2 separate regions of the Homo sapiens genome follow, and region 1 is linked to region 2. Evidence: read pairs that join two places in POLR2A ChIA-PET (ENCODE). Cell type or tissue: GM12878. All regions are shown on one strand.

Region 1 (4,000 bases), 150 kb before region 2:
CAGATCACACCACCACCTCCAACACCAAATCACAAATCTCACAGATCACATCACCACCCCTAACACCAAATCACAAATCTCACAGAGCACACCACCTCCAACAACAAATCACAAACCTCACAGATCACACCACCTCCAACAACCAAATCACAAATCTCACAGATCACACCACCTCCAACAACAAATCACAAATGTCACAGATCACACCACCTCCAACAACAAAACAAAAATCTCACAGATCACATCACCACCCCTAACACCAAATCACAAATAACACATCTCACGAATCACATCACCTCCAACAACCAAATAACACATCTCACGAATCACATCACCTCCAACAACCAAATAACACATCTCACGAATCACATCACCTCCAACAACCAAATAACACATCTCACGAATCACATCACCTCCAACAACCAAATAACACATCTCACGAATCACATCACCTCCAACAACCAAATAACACATCTCACGAATCACATCACCTCCAACAACCAAATAACACATTTCACGAATCACATCACCTCCAACAACCAAACAAACCACAGATCTCACAGAGCATACCACCTCGAACAATCAAATCACACCCGCAAAATGCATGGAGCACACCAAGGGGTCTACTCAGACTTTAACATTTCTAGTTCCTTGCATAGCTACTGCCACCCTCTGAAACCTAGTCTAGGCCATCTATTATCATTCCTTCCTCAGAGATGGATGCCACTGCTAGATTCTGTGTAGGAAACAAAGGTGAACAAGGGACAGACAAGCAGTAGGATCACACCCCAATATCCATACTCTGAAGGGCATGAACGTTAGCGAATCAAGAGAGAAACCAAGGCCCACGTGTTGTCTGTGCCAGGTCAACAGGATGCAGACAGGAGCAGTTGGTGCAGATTCTGTTTGCTCTGTGCCCCTGAGCACCGAGACAGCACCTGAACTGCATGCTGCAGGAAAAGGGGCTTCCAGACATGATGTGAAGACAGACAGAGATGCTATTCTGGGCCTCTGACTGGCCAGGTGCTGAAGGCCCCTACAGAAAGCTCTGTCCAGTGAGAAACGAGCTGCTCAGAAATGCTGCGCTTGCTCAGGTTCTGGGCTGCCATTTTACTCCAATAAATTTCTGTGCCCTTGCCAAAATATAAATTTAATCTAATCAAATTCTGTGTGTGTGTCTCTGTGTGTGTGTGTGTGTGTGTGTGAAGGGGGGCAGTCCATAGCCAACTTCAACAACTGCAAACACTAACTATTAAAGTAACAAAAGCACAGGCTTCCAGAGATCATGGCGGATGGGAGGCAGGACTAGACTGCACCTCCGACTCAAAGGGACAGAGCAGCATGAGGAGGCTCACATTGTGAATTTTTGCTCCCAAACAACTAGGGGAATAAATCAGGAAACCTGAGAGGACCCACAGACTCTCTGAAGGAAGTGGATTGCTCCTGCAGGACCCAGGAGACACCCCAAATACTCAGCCACAGCAAGACCCGCCCAAGGAGAGTCTGAGCTCAGACACGCCTAGCCCAGCCCCCACCCAATGCTCCTTCTCTACCCACCCTGGAAGCGGAAGACAAAGGGCATATACTCTTGGGAGGTCTAGGGCCCCGCCCACCACCTGTTCCTCCCTATACTACCACAGCTGATGCTCTCTGGAAAGCACCACCTCCCGGCAGGAGGCCAACCAGCACAAAAATAGAGCATTAAACCACCAAAGCTAAGAACCTTCACAGAGTCCATTTCACCCCCCTGCCATCTCCACCGGAACAGGCACCGGTACCCATGGCTGAGAGACCATGAATGGTTCACATCACAGGACTCTGTGCAGACAACCCCTAGTACCAGCCCGGAGCCAGGTGGACTTGCTGGGCGGCTAGACCAAGAATAAAGGTAACAATCACTATAGCTCTGTTCTCAGGGAGCCACAGCCATAGGAAAAGGCGGGGAGTACTATATCAAGAGAACCCCGTAGGACCAAAGAATCTGAACAACAGCCTTCGGCCCTAGACCTTCCCTCTGACAGAGCCTACTCAAATGAAAAGGAACCAGAAAAACCAACTCTGGTAATATGACAAAACAAGGCTCTTTAACAGCTCCCAAAAATCACACAAGCTCACCAGCAATGGATCCAAACCCAGAAGAAGTCCCTGATTTACCTGAAAAAGAATTCAGGAAGTTAGTTATTAAGCTAATCAGGAAGGTACCAGAGAAAGGTGTAGCCAAAGGTAAGGAAATCAAAAAAATGATATAAGAAGTGAAGGGAGAAATATTCAATGAAATTGATAGCATAAATAAAAAACAAGGAAAACTTCAGGAAACAATAGACATACTTATAGAAATGCAAAATGCTCTGAAAAGTCTCAGCAATAGAATAGAACAAGTACAAGAAAGAAATTCAGAGCTCGAAGACAAGGTCTTCGAATTAACCCAATCTAACAAAGGCAAAGAAAAAAGAATAAGAAAATATGAACAAAGCCTCCAAGAAGTCTGGGGATTATGTTAAACGACCAAACCTAAGAATAATCGGCATTCCTGAGGAAGAAGAGAAATCTAAAAGTTTGGAAAACATATCTGGGGGAATAATCGAGGAAAACTTCCCTGGCCTTGCTAGAGACCTAGACATCCAAATACAAGAAGCACAAAGAACACCTGGGAAATTCACTGCAAAAATATCATTGCTTAGTCGCATTGTCATCAGCAACAGCAGCTAAAAAAGACAGAGGGGCATTATATAATGATAAAAGGCGTTGTCCAACAGGAAAATACCACAATCCTAAACATACATGCACCTAACACTGGAGCTCCCAAATTTATAAAACAATTACTAATAGATCTAAAAAATGAGATAGACAGCAACATAATAATAGTGGGAGACTTCAATACTCCACTGACAGCACTAGACAGGTCATCAAGACAGAAAGTCAAAAAAGAAAAAATGGATTTAAACTATACCTTGGAACAAAAGGACTTAATAGATATATACCTAACATTCCATCCAACAACTGCAGAATATACATTATATTTAACAGCAGATGGAACTTTCTCCAAGACAGACCATATGATAGGTCACAAAATGAGCCTCAATAAATTTAAGAAAATTGAAATTATATCAAGCTCTCTCTCAGACCACAGTGGAATAAAACTGCAAATAAATTCCAAAAGGAACCTTCAAAACCATGCAAATACATGAAAATTCAATAACCTGCTCCTGAATGATCATTGGGTGAAAAATGAAATCAAGATAGAAATTAAAAAATTATTCGAACTGAACAACCATAGTGACATAACCTATCATAACCTCTGGGATACAGCAAAGGCAGTGCTAGGAGGAAAGTTCGTAGCCCTAAATGTCTACATCAAGCCTGAAAGAGCACACACAGACAATCTAAGGTCACACCTCAAGGAACTAGAGAAACAAGAACAAACCAAAACCAAACTCAGCAGAAGAAAGGAAATAACCAAGATTAGAGCAGAACTAAATGAAATTGAAACAAACAAACAAAAGATAACTGAAACAAAAAGCTGGTTCTCTGAAAACATAAATAAAATTGATAGACTACTAGCAAGATTAACCAAGAAGAGAGGAAATCCAAATAAGCTCAATAAGAAGCGAAATGGGAGCTATCACAACTGACACCACAGAAATATAAAAGATCATTCAAGGCTACTATGAACACCTTTACACATATAAACTAGAAAACCTAGAAAGATGGATAAATTCCTGGAAAGATACAACCCTCCTAGCTTAAATCAGGAAGAATTAGATACCCTGATCAGACCAATAACAAGCAGCAAGATTGAAATAGTAATTTAAAAATTACCAACAAAACAAAGTCCACAACCAGATGGATTCACAGCAGAATTCTACCAGGCATTCAAAGGAGAATTGGTACCAATCCTTTTGACACTATTCCACAAGACAGAGAAAAAGAGAACCCTCCCTAAATCATTCTATGGAGCCAGTATCACCCAAAACCAAAACCAAGACAGGACATAACCAAA
Region 2 (4,000 bases):
TGTAAATAACACCACCAGCTTTCTTTCCTGTGTGTACCTTTAGAGTTAAGTGAGTTTAAGAAGTGTGTGTGTGGCCGGGCGCGGTGGCTCACGCCTGTAATGCCAGCACTTTGAGAGGCCGAGGCGGGCGGATTACGAGGTCAGGAGATTGAGACCATCCTGGCTAACACGGTGAAACCCCATCCCTACTAAAAATACAAAAAAAAAAAAAAAAAAAACTTGGCCGGGCGTGGTGGCGGGCGTCTGTATTCCCAGCTACTCGGGAGGCTGAGGCAGGAGAATGGCGTGAACCCGGGAGGCGGAGCTTGCAGTGAGCCGAGATCCCGCCACTGCACTCCAGCCTGGGCGACAGAGCGAGACTCCGTCTCAAAAAAAGAAGTGTGTGTGTATGATGTTTGTTTGTTTGTTTGTTTTTAAGACAGGGTCAGGCTCTGTTGCCCCGGCTGGAATGCGGTGACGCTGTCTCTGCCTACTGCACTCTCTGCCTCCCCGGCTCAAGTGATCCTCCCACCTCAGCACCCCAAGTAGCTGGGACTGTAGGTGCTCACCACTATGCCTAGCTAATTTTTTGTGGACATGGGGTTTCACCATTTTGCCCAGGCTAGTGTCAATCTCCTGAGTTTACCTGGCTTCCCAAAGTGCTGAGATTACAGGCATGAGCCACCGGACCTGGCCAAGTATTTTTTTTTAAATCCAATTTGATAATCTTTATCTTGAATGAGAGTGGTGGCTCCCAAATTTGCTGCACTTTAGAATGATCTGGAAAGCTTTTAAAAGTCCCAATGCCCTGTTCATACCTCACATCCATAAATCTGACAGGAATGGGAACCATGCATTGGTGTTTCGTTATTGTTGTTTTTTAAGATCTGCAGGTAATTTGACGATGTACAGCAAAATTTAAGAGCTAGATCATTTGGTACATTTATGCAAAGTACTGATATTTTTACATGTAAAGATGTCTTTTCACACTTTCCATTTGACTCATATGTTTTATGTTCTTTACGCCTTTCTTGCTTTCTTTTGGATTACTGATGTTTAAAAATTATCAGTAATTTTTAAATTAAATTAAATGGTGAAACCCCATCTCTACAAAAAATTAGCTGGGCATAGTGGTGAGCACCTATAGTCCCAGCTACTTGGGGTGCTGAGGTGGGAGGATCACTCGAGCCCAGGAGGCAGCGAGTGCAGTAGGCAGAGACAGCGTCACTGCATTCCAGCGAGGTGGATCACACCTGTAATCCCGGCACTTTGGGAGGCCAGGGTGGGTGGGTTGCTTGAGCTCAGGAGTTCATGACCAGCCTGGGCGACATGGCAAAACCCCATCTCTATCAAAAATACAAAAAAACGGCCAGGTATGGTGACGTGTGTCTGTGGTCCCAGCTACTCAGGAGGCTGAGGGGAGAGGATCACTTGAGCCTGGGAGGTTGCTGTGAGCTGAGATTGTATCACTGAACTCCAGCCTGGGTGACAGAGTGAGACTGTCTCAAAAAAGCTTTATATATATTTTTATATATATGAGTATTTTATATATACACTATATTACATATATTTATGTATAAAGCTATGTATATTTGCATATATATAGCTGATTTATACATATAAATAGCTTTTAGTGGTACACTTGAGATTATAACATGCGTTCTTGACTTATCAATGTCTAATGTAAATTAGTATTTTTTCCTCTTCCCAGACAATGCTAAAACAGTTTATTGGATATTTTAGTTATTTCTGTATTTAAAACTTCACAAGACACAGTACTGTTGATGTTCATTTTGATGGCCCACATATATGCCACTATCATTGTGTTTTATCCTTCTGTGACTTTCTAGGGTCATTTCCCTTCCACCTGAAGTACCCCTACTATTATTTCCTTTAGAGGAGGTCTGCTGATCATCTCAGTTGTGTTTGTCTGAAAATATTTGTATTTAATTTTTATTCTTAAAAAATATTTTTTCTGAGTATGGAATTCTAGGTTGTCAGCTCGTTTCTTTCAACACATTAATGATGTAACTCCACTGTTATGTGCATCCATATTTTCTGCTGTTTTTTGAAATAAATATTTTCCTCTGACTGCGTTTAAGTGTTTCTCTGTCTTCAATTTTCTTCAATTTTACTATAGTTTATCTGGATGTATATGCCTTTTTATTCGTCTTATTGGGAATTGATTAGACTTACTGAGTGTCTGGATTGTTGTATGTCTTCAATTTTGGAAAATTCTTGGCTATTATATATTCAAATACTGCTTCTGCCCAAATATCTCTCTTCTAACCTACTAGAGTTTAATTAAACATGTGTTGGAGGCCGGGCACTGTGGCTCACACCTGTAATCCCTACACTTTGGGAGGCCGAGGCAGGCAAATCATGAGGTCAGGAGTTCGAGACGAGCCTGGCCAGCGTGGTGAGACCCTGTTTCTACTACAAATACAAAAATTAGCCAGGCATTGTGGCGCATGCCTGTAGTCCCAGCTACTCCGGAGGCTGAGGCAGGAGAATCGCTCAAACCCAGGAGGCGGAGCTTGCAGTGAGCCCAGATCATACCTTTGCACTCCAGCCTGGGCAACAAGCCGAGACTCCGTCTCAAAAAAAAAAAAAACACACACATGTTGGATCATCTTACACTTTTAAAAAAAAATTATTCTATATGAGGTTTTTATCTTTTTGTTCCTTTATCGTTCGTTCTGGTTTATTCTGATCTATCCTCCAGTTTATTAAATTGCTCTGTGGCTATGTCAAAACTACTGTTGAACATACCTATTAAGTTCTTAAGTTGGGTTTTGGATTTTTCAGTTCCTGAATTTTAGTTGACTCTTTTTCACGTCAGCAGAGTTTGCTTTGTTTTGTTTTTTGAGATAGGGTCTTACCCTGTCACCCAGGCTGGAGTGCAGCGGCGCAAACACAGCTGACTGCAGCCTCGACCTCCAAAGCTCAAGTGATCCTCCTAAGTAGTTGAGACTACAGGTGTGCACCACCATACCTAGCTAATTTTTTTTTTTTTTTTTTTTGGTATTTTTTGTAGAGATGGGGTTTTGTCATGTTATCCAGGCTGGTCTGGAACTCCTAGGTGCAAGTGATCTACCTGCCTTGGCCTCCCAAAGTACTGGATTACAGGCATGAGCCACCATGCCCAGCCCAAAGTAATTTTTTAAAATATACTGGCCGGGCACGGTGGCTCACACCTGTAATCCCAGCACTTTGGGAGGCCGAGGCGGGCGGATCACAAGGTCAAGAGATCGAGACCATCCTGGCTAACGGTGAAACCTCATCTCTACTAAAAATACAAAAAAAAAAATTAGCCGGGCATGGTGGCGGGCACCTGTAGTCCCAGCTACTCGGGAGGTGGAGGTAGGGGAATGGCTTGAACCCGAGAGGCAGAGCTTGCAGTGAGTGAAGATTCGCACCACTGCACTCCAGCCTGGGCCACAGAGCAAGACTCCATCTCAAGAAAAATAATAATAATAAAATGTTCTAGGCCGGGTACAGTAGCTCAAGCCTGTAATTCCAGCACTTTGGGAGACTGTGGCAGGTGGATCACCTGAGGTCAGGAGTTCAAGACCAGCCTAACCAACATGGTGAAACTCCATTTCTATTAAAAATAACGAAAATTAGCCAGACATGGTGGTGCATGCCTGTAATCCCAGCTACTTGGGAGGCCGAGGCAGGAGAATCACTTGAACCTGGGAGGTGGAGGTTGCAGTGAGCTGTGATCGTGCACTCCAGCCTGGGCAACAGAGTGAGACTCAAAAAAAAAAAAATATATATATATATATATATATATGTTCTATTTCATTTTAACCTCATGAACCTAATTCCTGATAATTCTGTAGGGAGTGCCTGTGTGTCTTTTTTTTTTTTTTGGTTTCTAATTTGTGCTGATTCTTCTTGTGTTGCCCTGCCTTCTTGTTTGTCTAGATATATGAAAGAAATGACTTGGAAAATTACTTAAAAAGTAATTTAAGGTATAAGATGATATTCTCCAATAAAAGATTTTCATCTGCTTCTG

What was found. ChIA-PET counts read pairs that join two places held together with the same protein. Peaks named below come from ENCODE experiments on the same cell type or tissue, not always from the same donor. Only the 100,000 strongest peaks of a DNase experiment are listed, where the experiment ranks them.
Region 1: POLR2A ChIA-PET joins it to region 2 with 5 read pairs; 5 of 35 experiments call an interaction of 5 or more read pairs at or near these places.

Annotation. Positions count from the first base shown.
Region 1 is chr18:76,963,539-76,967,538 of GRCh38, reverse strand. All of the region lies in intron 30 of ZNF236 (zinc finger protein 236), which reads right to left. Among named protein-coding and RNA genes, the nearest start is that of MBP-AS1, 15 kb to the left of the region's middle. RefSeq lists an enhancer at 366-1,034 and a silencer at 3,268-3,317. In GM12878, no CTCF peak of the experiment used is centred here; DNase peaks (open chromatin) are centred at 1,570 and 3,381; H3K4me3 peaks cover 869 bases; H3K27ac peaks cover 1,810 bases.
Region 2 is chr18:76,816,885-76,820,884 of GRCh38, reverse strand. All of the region lies in intron 1 of ZNF236-DT (ZNF236 divergent transcript), which reads left to right. Among named protein-coding and RNA genes, the nearest start is that of ZNF236-DT, 3.4 kb to the left of the region's middle. RefSeq lists a silencer at 444-523. In GM12878, no CTCF peak of the experiment used is centred here; no DNase peak of the experiment used is centred here; H3K4me3 peaks cover 1,284 bases; H3K27ac peaks cover 502 bases.